Regions from separate parts of the Homo sapiens genome. Here region 1 is linked to region 2. A link is an interaction called in ENCODE POLR2A ChIA-PET data of the cell type or tissue named here. Cell type or tissue: OCI-LY7. All regions are shown on one strand. Each heading gives the region's core, and the rest is flanking DNA. Links, peaks and the distances in the headings are about the cores only. Region 1 overlaps TSHZ2 (teashirt zinc finger homeobox 2). Region 2 has its middle 7.4 kb from the start of BCAS1.

Region 1 (5,388 bases), core at 225-5,224, 1.0 Mb before region 2:
TCACTCTAATCTCTGTGTCTGTTGTTACATGGCTCCCTTCCCCTGTGCGTCCGTGTTGTCAGGTGGCATCCCCTCTTTTGGTGTCTGTGTCCAAATTTCCTTTGATTTTTAAGAACACCAGTCACTGGACAAGGACCAATCCTAAAGACGTCATCTTAAGCTGATTACACCTGCAAAGACCCTTCTTCTGAATAACGTCATATTCACGGGTACCAGGGGTTAGAACTTCAACTTTTCTTTTCAGGGGACACAGTTTAACCCATAACCCTGGGTTTATTCAGGTAAATTCCAACACTTTACCATCACCCACACCAGTCTATGGATCCCGAGTCCTGCTTGTCTCTTTGGCTTCAAGTTTTGTTGTTGTCCTTCTCATAATACTTTCATACTCCAAACTCCACTGGACTTCTCTGTTTTTTGAATTGCTGTGCCACTTCCCACTTTAGGAAATTTTTTTGCAAGCTATGCATTCTTCCTGAATTGTCTTCCTCTCCTTATTCCCTACTGCGTTACTTTTCTGGCAGAATCTGCCTTAAGCCCCCACACCGAGTCTAGTTGCTTTGCCATCTCCTATAGCTCTTCCATGGCACTGACCACACTTGGCAATCAAGAATGTATTTGTGTGACTATTTAAGTCATAACAATCACACCAGTGTAAGGTCCCAGCAAGGGGTCTCTGGCCAGAGTAGGTGCTTAATAAGTAATTATTAAATGAATAAGTATAAGATTTCATAAATGCTAAATTAGATTACAGTATGGTTGGTTAAGTCCCATAGGACACCCATATGACTTTTAATCTTAAGAAAAATGGTCCTTTTCATGCACTCTTTGGATTTTAGCACGCTGCAACTTAATTTTGGCTTTGCAGAGGAATCTATTAGAGATTTTCTGTTGTTTTTTTTTTCCATAAAGAACTGAGGCAATGACTGTGAGAACTGGATTTAGAAGTTGAACACCTAAGAACCCCGTTTTTCTTAAAATAAAAAAAAAGGTAGAATAGAAGAGAAAGGAAAGGAAAAGAAAAACAACTGTGTCGAGTGTTAGGTTTACAGTTCAGGGAAGCACCAGGAGCCATTTTATCTGATTTTGTTATTATTTAACCACTGCACAAACGAGAAGAGCCCATAATCCTCTGTGGAATAATGCATTAATCCTCATTAGTTGTCATTCAGTTGGGTCTGCTTTCTCTGCGCCATGTGAAATATGAAGAGATACCTTCCCAAGAAGGATAAATGTGTTATCTCATAGTTCACCTACTTTAGAATACCCAGTGGGCTGCACTGGAAGTATATGTTGTTTATCATTACTTGTAGGGGGCAAGATGGGCCCTACTGAAGACTGCTGGACCGTGAGTGATTTATGGTGCTTTTTACCCCTCCACCGTTGGGGGAGGTGTCCACATGGTTAGAATTCCATCTGTCCCGTATGCAGCCCCTTTAATTAATGATTTATCCTATTATCTTCCTTCCTGAAAGAAAAAAATATCGAGGTTTTACTTTATCGGTAAAACTACCATCTACCAAAACAGAATCATTATCTAAATCCGAGTGACAAACAAGTTGATGGGAGTATTCTGGGGAAGAGAAACCTAAGGGGAAACGGGTTAACAAAATCCCTTGTTTCCTGAGGGAAACATTAGGAGGTGTTCCCTAATCCTGCCTAGCAAAAGGTCAATGCTTTGATACACACACACACACACACACACACACACACACACACACACACACACACGCTCAAGTTTCCATATAACGAGAGGAAAAGCAAAGAGACGCCACTGGATGAGGGGAGCCATTAATACAGTGGGTTTGACAGTTGGATGCTTGAAAAAAAGATGACTTCTTATTAACATGCAATTGTCACCATGTTAATAATGAAATATTGATCTGTTCTTGCTTAATGAAAATCAGCTTATTCTAATTTACCCCTGGAAAGAGGACCACTTAGGGTCCCGTTCCAACATCTTTACACTATCCATCTATGTATTGTTTATAGCTAGATTTATTTTTTAGTATGCACCTCTGAGCCAGGGAGGGGAGAAGGGAATAATGAATGTCAGGTAAACCAAAATTATTTGTCTTTTCTTCTTTTGTTGAAATTCAGTCATCTTATTTAGCAAGAAAAACTTCATGAAAGACCTTAGAACAACATTACAGGGTATTCATGATTTTATGATTAAATGATTACAATCTTTTCCAATAAAAATACTGTTATATAAGAAATGTGAACCTTAGAAAATCACTAGCACTCCTCATCTAAAGCTTGATTTACAGCTATTTATAACCATATATGCATTACAGTAAGGACTGAGAGAATCCACAAGATTTATCAGTCTTACTCATGGAGAACAATTTTACACAGAGAAACCCTGTCTAATAGCCTATCTTAATTAGCTGCCAATTTTGTGAACTATTTCTGTTTTATAGTCACAGTTTTTCTACTCATTTATTTACCTGCGCTTTCGAAATTATCTGTGAAGCAATCTCTTTCGGATAATAGGGAAAGGAGCCAGTGACTGTGACCCTCTAAAAATGTAGATCATTTTTATTTACAATTTAAAATGTAAATGCTTTGGGGTCAGGCCTCTGCGAAAAGAGTAATTCACAAGTCAATACATTACTCCTTCACACTTAAACATTGATTACCAAGAGGCACATACAGTGATGTGTGTGTGTATGAATGTGTGTGTATGTGTGTGTGTATTTACCAATGTAGTGGCTTTTATTGTTTCTGTTAGGTGTTGTTGCAGAGAGGTTCACATAAACATTTATATAGGTTTCAGAAAACGGTTGTTACTGAGGAAGAGCCTTTTTCTGTTTACACAAATTCAGAACAAAGAAACATTGCTACAGCTTCCGGTAATTGACATGTGGGCGTGTTCTTCAAGTCACTGACTGGAAGAAGTGAGTGTCTGAGATTTATTTTTGACAGGACTTAAATTACTGGTAGTCTGACACATTTTTGAACAATTACTAGACACTGAGGTGTTTAAAGTAATGGGTACTATTTGTTTGAGGGATGGGGAAGTTTCAAAACCGTTAGAACGAAACAATTTTCCATTTGATTAGTAAGATGCTAACACTCACATTTATATTACTAAATAGCACATACATAAATGACTCCTCGAGTGAGAATTTTTTCTCAGAATAAAAGTTGTACTTTAAAAAATATCCCCCCCATTTGGTGAACTGGTGAATCATGGAGTTCAAGAGAGGAATGAGCCTCTGTGCTCACTGTCAGCTTTCTCCCCTCTAGTTCTTTAGATCAGTCCCTGAAGTATACAGAGACGGGAGCATTGTCCTGCTTTGTTTCAAATGTCTTAGAAACTAGGGCTTAATGTTCATTAATTAGTGACTATCTTTCAGGAGCTTCTAAACATTGTTGAACCAGCCATCTGAACTCCGACTGCTAAATTAAAATTCACATTTCATGAGCTGCTAGTGTCCCCAAAAGATAAAGCAACTACAGCTGCCATAATTGGCAACACACTGACGTTTTAAGTTACCCAAAGAGTCAAAGCAGTCATTTTTCTTCCTCCTTCTTTCCTGTTCATGGGTCTGATGAAGATAAAGGATTGCAAAGTCTCTGTCCTCTTCTTTTCTATTTACTATGGCTTAAAAAGCCAGGCCAATTTTGGGGGAAGGGTCTATCTCACGGACCTACGTGTTCTTGCTTGTAGTTCTTAAAGCTGTGGGTCGGGAGAACCCAGAGCTGACTTCTGTGACCCATCACAGGTGACATGGGTTTTATTGCTTATCCAAGATCTTTTTCCTCTCCCCTGCATCCAGGGACGTCCGTGAAGTCATGTCCCCTGAATACCCCTGGAGAGTAGTACTGTGTGTATCTGTCTATAAAAATCTCTTTTGCTTGTTTTATTGGAGACACTGAGGGCTTTGGATTGTCGTTGTCTCAACCAGGAATGATCCTGTACTGCCCCAGCTCCCCAACCCAGGCCGGCATTTTGCAATTTGCAGAGTCATTTTTGGTTGTCAAAACAGATGGGAGCTTTTACTGTCAGCTTGTGGGGTAGAGACCAGAGATGCTGCTAAACATCCCGTAATGCACAGGGCAGCCCCACAGCAGAGAATCACCTGGCCCCAAATGTCAGTCGCGCGGAGGCTGGGGAACCCCGGTGGAATATTCTGTGCTATGCTGTAGTAGCTGGGGTTTGTTTTCCTAACCAACAAATCCAAACAGAAAAGCATCGGGGATGCTAAGCTGGGTTGGAGCAGAAGTAGTTTGGGAAATTCTTTTGTTTCTATGACATTAAGGACTTTTTTTAAAGGGATGCATCCCATGTTTTTGGCTTCTTTAAGGCAACATGGTATACAAATACAAGTGCAAAGAGTATCTTCAGGGTATACCACAAAATCATAATAATCCAGCAATATCAATTACCACTTGGGGGAAAGGGGTCCTACTATGTTTCTCTCTTAGAAATAATAAAAATATTCATTGACTGAATGCTCACAGCTGCTCTGCAGCCCTGCTTCTGTCCCTTTTCATTTGTAAGCTTGGAAAATAAAATTGTCCTTCCTAGTCTCCTCATTCCTCATTGCAACATGAAAGGGGTGAATCTAAATAATGTCTTGTTTCCATTCTATTTGTAAGAGCCCATAAAATTGATAAACTACTTATAGATTTTAATTAATATGATTAAAAATAACTGATTTGGCTTCATTTTCTCCTTCTCATTTGGGTGTTTTGACACCATCCCTAGAAGGTTTTCCAAGACTCCTCTGAGAAGTCCATTTTTGGAACCTAGAAAGTATGGGAATAGAGTCTGTGAGACTGGACATTTCCTTACTGTTTACTGGGGGGTCGAGGCAGGTAAATTCACTAGAATGGGATCAACCATTAGCCTTGAAAACAATAAAGGCATATACTTCTGCCCATCCATCCATCAATCCATTCATTCAATCCTCCATTCCTTCATCCATCCATTCATCCCTTAATCCATTCATCCATCCCTCCGTTCCTTCATCCATCTATCCCTCCATCCATCCCTCCCTTCATCCATCCCTCCCTCCATCCATCCCTCCCTCCATCCATCCCTTCCTCCATCCATTCCTCCTTAATCCATTCATCCATCCCTCCATTCCTTTATTCATCTATCCCTCCTTCCATCCATCCCTCCATTCATCCATTCCTCCATCCATCCCTTAATCCATTCATCCATCCCTCCATTCCTTCATCCATCTATCCCTCCATCCATCCCTCCCTCCATCCATTTATCCCTTAATCCATTCATCTGTCCCTCCATTCCTTCCTTCATCTATCCTTCCATCCATCCATCCCTCCATTCATCCATCCATCCCTTCATCCATCCATCCATCCATCCATCCCTTAATCCATTCATCCATCCCTCCATTCCTTCATCTGTCCCTCCCT
Region 2 (5,388 bases), core at 254-5,253:
TTTCTTGTGCTTTATCTGATATGCTCCTTACTATAATCCTATGACATAAGAAGTATCTATTTGCCTGAGGAGGAAACAGTTTCAATGAAGACCAATGTCTTATGCTAAATTAAGCCATGGGCTAACACTGGGGGCAGATCTCTCAAGACTAAACTCAGGGTCAGTCTTGGTTAGGAACCCAGGGTCTGGCATCACTCAGCCTGAGACAGAATTTTGGTTTCACAGTTGATTCACTGTGTGACCTTGAGGAGGTTGTTTGCCCTTTCTGTGCTTTCGTTTTATGACCTAAAAATGGTTCTATTGGCAGCACCCAAGTTATAGAGTTGGTGTGGGAATTAAATGAGATAATTCACAGAAAATGCTTAGCACAGTGCCTGGCACCCAGTATGCTTAATAAAATGACACAGTCACTAAGGATAGGGTTGGGATTTAAACACATAGCATCTGACCTCAGGACCTGCACTCTTAACAACTAAATTTACACATGCATATGTAATATATATGCACACACATGCATAAACATATCAACATAATTAAAGGAAAATAAAAAATAGTAACAAAACTCACAAATAATCTAGAAACCCCATGCAAACTGCATTGAATGTGGATTACTTGACCATGCATCTCTGTTTCAAATCTCTGATTCTTTAGGTCATATTTTAAAACTTACACAACATTTTGAGAACTACGTTGGATGCTTTCTCATGGAGAATGCATCCAGTGTAGTGCATGGAGAGAGTCTAATCCTCCTAATCTAGTTGAAGTGTGAGAATATCATGCAATAAACAGAACACAGTTTTGTATTCACCTCTATCCCTGTCCCTGGAGATAGGATGGGGGTTTACTGCTGTCATCGGCAAAGACCATACCTGCCATTTCCCCTGATTCAAACCATGTTCTCCATCATGATATGCTGTTTACTGACCTCTGTGAGGGGGCCAGTGATGAGCACAGTGGTTAAGAGAAGGCCTTGGAATTACACCCCAGTTTGAACTCTGGCTCATACTTCTGTGCTGTGCAAAATCAAGCATGTGCAAAATCAAGTTGTGCAAAATCTTCTTACTCTAAAATAGAAACAATAACATCTCTCCTGAGGATTGTTTTGAAGATAAAATGGCATGAGGAATGAAAACACCAAGCCCAGATGCTGACAAACACTAAGGGCTCAACCAGAAATACCGGTTATTACTGTAATTGGCTATCATTGAGTCTACAGAGATGTGTACAACCATGATGCAGCCATATATTCAGAGAGATTAATTTTCGTCACCACTATTGGGCACCCCTCTTTTTTTTTTTGAGACGGAGTCTTGCTCTGTCACCAAGCTGGAGTGCAGCGGTGCAATCTTGGCTCACTGTAACCTTTACCTCCCGGGTTCAAGCGATTCTCCTGCCTCAGCCTCCCGAGTAGCTGGGACTATAGGTGTGCACCACCACGCCCAGCTAATTTTTGTATTTTTAGTAGAGATGGGGTTTCACCATGTTGGCCAGAATGGTCTTGATCTCTTGACCTCGGGGCACCCTTCTTTTATTGCGAAAATTGTGTCTTATTTATATTTGTAACCTAAGTGCCTACCTGAATGCCAGCCCAACGTCAATGTTGCCTCAATGGCTCATGGCATGTTGAATACAATATGGTACCTGCCATATCAGTCTTAGGTTTAGATCTCAGCTCTGCTTCAGCTATGCCATGTGAATGTGGGCAAATTCCTTAAGCTCCCTGGAACTGTTTTCTCACTGCCAAATAGGGATGGGACGTTTAATGTATGGGAAATGTCTAGCACACAGCCTGGTACATAACTTGTGATGTACAGCAGCAGAAGGTAACTGCTGTTTTTCATCATTATTAGTATTATTGGAGTATAAAAAAAGTAATATAGAAAGGAAGAAGCCAAGGGTGGTGGTTGAGGCAGAGCAAGGTCTCCCCACCTCTGCACTACTGCCATGTGGGGCTGGATCTTCGGTGCTGTAGGGGCTGTCCTGTGCATCGTAGGGTGTTTGGAGCATTCCTGGTCTCTACCCATAGGTGCCAGGAGCATGTCTCCAGTTGCCATGAGAAAAGATGTCTCTGGACATTGCCAAATGACTCCTAGGGGGCAAAAGCTTTCCCGTTGAGAACCACTGGGGTAGAAGGATGGGTGAAAGTTTGGTAGCCACTTTGCAGGGGGTGCACTTCCTCTGGAAAGCTGAAAATTGGCAAGGATAGGAGGCTTGGAGTATGGATGATAGAAATTCCAGAGAGAGAAAAGAGGCAGGGAAATACATCATACGCTCTGGGATCAGCAGGTGCCCAGTAGTTGGAATATAGGATATTATTGCAATACTTAGTATTATTTTTATTGAGAATAAGGCTATGAATGTGGCCAGGGAAAGAGCTTGGGTATCATGCTAGGGGTCTGGGCTTTATCCTGAAGGGTCACCAAATATACTGACACTGTGAGGAATTTGGGGTAGTGTTGCTTGATAAAATAATGAAATTATGACACAGCTATAGCACGGATGAACCCTGAAGACACTATGCTAAGTGAAATGAATCAGACACAAAAAGAAAAATATTGTATAATTCCACTTATATGAGAAGACTTAAATTCATAGAGAAAGAAAATAGAATGTTGGTTGTCAGGGGCTGACAGAAGGGGAATGGGAACTTACTGTTTAACGGGTACAGAGTTTAGTTTGGGAAGATGAAAAAGTTCTGGAAATGGATAATAGTGATAGTTGCACAGTATTTAGAATGTGCCTAATACCACTAAGACGTATATTTAAAATGGTTAAAAAGATAAATTTTATGTTCCTTATATTCTATCACAATAAAAAATACAAGTCCAGTTAAATTTGAATTCCAGATTCAACAATAAATAATTTTTTTACTCTAAGTATGTCTCAAATACTGCATAAGCATAGCATAAGTATGTTTCATGTACAATATTGGACATACTTATACAAAAACAATTATTCATTATTGTTGAAATTCAAATATACTTGAAATTCAAATTTAACTGGGTGTGCTGTACTTGTATTTGGTAAATTTGCCATCCCTAAGTTGGGGGCATTGCTGAGGGTGGACTAGAGGGAAGGGAATGGTGGCAGGCAAGCCACAGAGGATGCATTTAGCCACAAGTAGCAGGAAACGTGATGGACAGCAGCTTAGACCAAAAGAGCATTTCCGGTTTAATTAACAGGAAATCCACAGGAAGGTGCTTCCGGGGCTGGTGCAGCCGCTCAACAGTGTCTTTGAAACTCAGGTTCTTTCTGATTTTCTCCTCTGCCAGACTCAGGTATTCATCTCATCAAAGCAAGAAGACCACCTCAGCTCTAGAACCACAGTCTCCCCCTAACTTCAGCTGCACGGAGCAGGGATAGACACAAAAGACCTTTCCTTCCCAGATATTGTTGAAAAAAAAAAAAAAAGAAAAGAAAGAAAGAAAAGAAAAAATAGAAACTTTTTTTTTCCTTCTGGGAGAAAAAGCTTTTGAGAAGGCCTCAGACAGAGTAATCGACTTCTCTTCATGCCTCACTTGTCAGAACTGGATCTCACCACTCCCATTCGCAAACCAGTCCCTGCAAAGGGTAGTAGGATTGCTGTAATTGGCTTAGGTCAGGAGTCAACAAACTTTTTCTGGAAAGATCCAGATAGCAAATATTTTAGGCTTTGTGGGCCAAATGGTCTCTGTTTCACACTACAATTCTGCCATTGTAGTGTGAAAGCAGTCAAAGGCAAAGTTTAAATGGATGTGGCTGTGTTTCAATAAAACTTTATTTAAAAAAATACAGGTGGTGACATAACAACTAAACTCTAAGAGTCTGGACAGAAGCCAGACAAAGAAAGCTGTGGAAAGAACATTGAACTTGGAGTCAGCCCCGCTCACCTGGTCTGAACTCTTGGCTTTGCCTTGTGTCCTCAAGTAACCTACTTCTCTCTGAACCTCAGATTCTTCAGCTGCAAAATGGGGATAATAATATTCACCTACTAAGGTTCTTGTGGGGGAAGTAGGCAATGGAAGTGAGTGTAAGGAGGGAAGAGTAGAAGGAGTCCAACAATAATCTGAGTTTTCTGAGCTCAAGAATGTCAATACAGGCAGGGCACAGTGGCTGACGCCTGTAATCCCAACCGAGGCGGGCAGATCACCTGAGGTCAAGAGTTCAAGACCAGCCTGGCCAACATGATGAAACCCTGTCTCTACTAAAAATACAAAAATTAGCCAGGAGTGGTGGCACACGCCTGTAATCCCAGCTACTCAGGAGGCTGAGGCAGGAGAATTGCTTGAACCCGGGAGGCGGAGGTTTCAGTGAGCCTAGATCGCGCCACTGCACTCCAGCCTGTGCGACAGAGCGAGACTCCATCTAAAAAAAAACCAAAAAACAAAAAAAATAAAAATAAAAAAAAAAGAAGTTCAGTGATAGGTTTCAGATTCCACACTGCAACCAACTTTGAGCAACTATCACTTGCCAGGTTTTGGTGGTGGTGTAGAAACTACCTGCAATTACCCAAAAAGGCTGTTCAAATACTTCTCCCTTTTCCAGCTACAGACCTGCAAGAGGCTGGAGTTGCTTTGTGTGCTTCAACCAAAACAACATATGGCAACAGACTGAATGCAGAAGCAGATACAAGAATCCAGCTGTCTTCTATTAAGGCAGACAGTAAAGAGACTTGCAAAAATGTAAAACTACCATTATTTTTGCCCTGTTGTGTTTTGGAACAAAACAAATAGTTTCGTTGAAAAATTTTTAGAAAAAAATCATTTTTCATAAAAATGTTATTTATGTTAAAATGGAAGGGATTTATTTCTTTGAGATGAAATTATATAAATTTTTAAAATTCTTAGTTTTAATTTTTAATGTGGTAAATAGGTATCGCTCAATCCACATAAAAATTCTTTGAGATCTTACATAATTTTTAACAGTGCAAAGTGTTCTGAGAACCAGACTTTGAAAACTGCTTTTTATTTTTTCATTACAAATTTATTATAAAACACACAGAGGATAAAATTTAAAATAATAATCTATAATCCTGTCACTAAGAAATATCCTCTTTTGGTATTTCTTTCCTTCCGTATCAATATCATACCTATATTACTCATTGTGAAATACTGTTTCGAAAGCCGGAATTTTTTTTTTCCATCATAGATGTCACAAATAAATTTAAAATAGGGGTTGAGGGGTTTAAGTACCTGAGATGAATTAACTCCCTGGCCATATTGGGTATTTAAGTGTTTGACACCTTCTGCTATTATAAACATGACAGATTTCCTAGACTTCTCCCTTAGAAGCATTTTCCAGATGTTAAAGTATTGGATCAAACGGTAGTCACATTTTAGAGGCATTTGATACATGTCGCCAAATTCCTGTTCAACTGGATGGTCTTCCGTGAGGCCAGGCTGGGTCTCC

The links. Peaks named below come from ENCODE experiments on the same cell type or tissue, not always from the same donor. Only the 100,000 strongest peaks of a DNase experiment are listed, where the experiment ranks them.
Region 1: POLR2A ChIA-PET joins it to region 2 with 7 read pairs; 1 of 35 experiments calls an interaction of 5 or more read pairs at or near these places.

Annotation. Positions count from the first base shown.
Region 1 is chr20:53,067,980-53,073,367 of GRCh38, forward strand. All of the region lies in intron 1 of TSHZ2 (teashirt zinc finger homeobox 2), which reads left to right. Among named protein-coding and RNA genes, the nearest start is that of TSHZ2, 98 kb to the left of the region's middle. In OCI-LY7, for the core only: no CTCF peak of the experiment used is centred there; a DNase peak (open chromatin) is centred at 2,872; H3K4me3 peaks cover 399 bases.
Region 2 is chr20:54,075,329-54,080,716 of GRCh38, forward strand. No RefSeq gene overlaps it. Among named protein-coding and RNA genes, the nearest start is that of BCAS1, 7.4 kb to the left of the region's middle. RefSeq lists a silencer at 4,377-4,436. In OCI-LY7, for the core only: no CTCF peak of the experiment used is centred there; a DNase peak (open chromatin) is centred at 3,193; H3K4me3 peaks cover 1,104 bases; H3K27ac peaks cover 773 bases.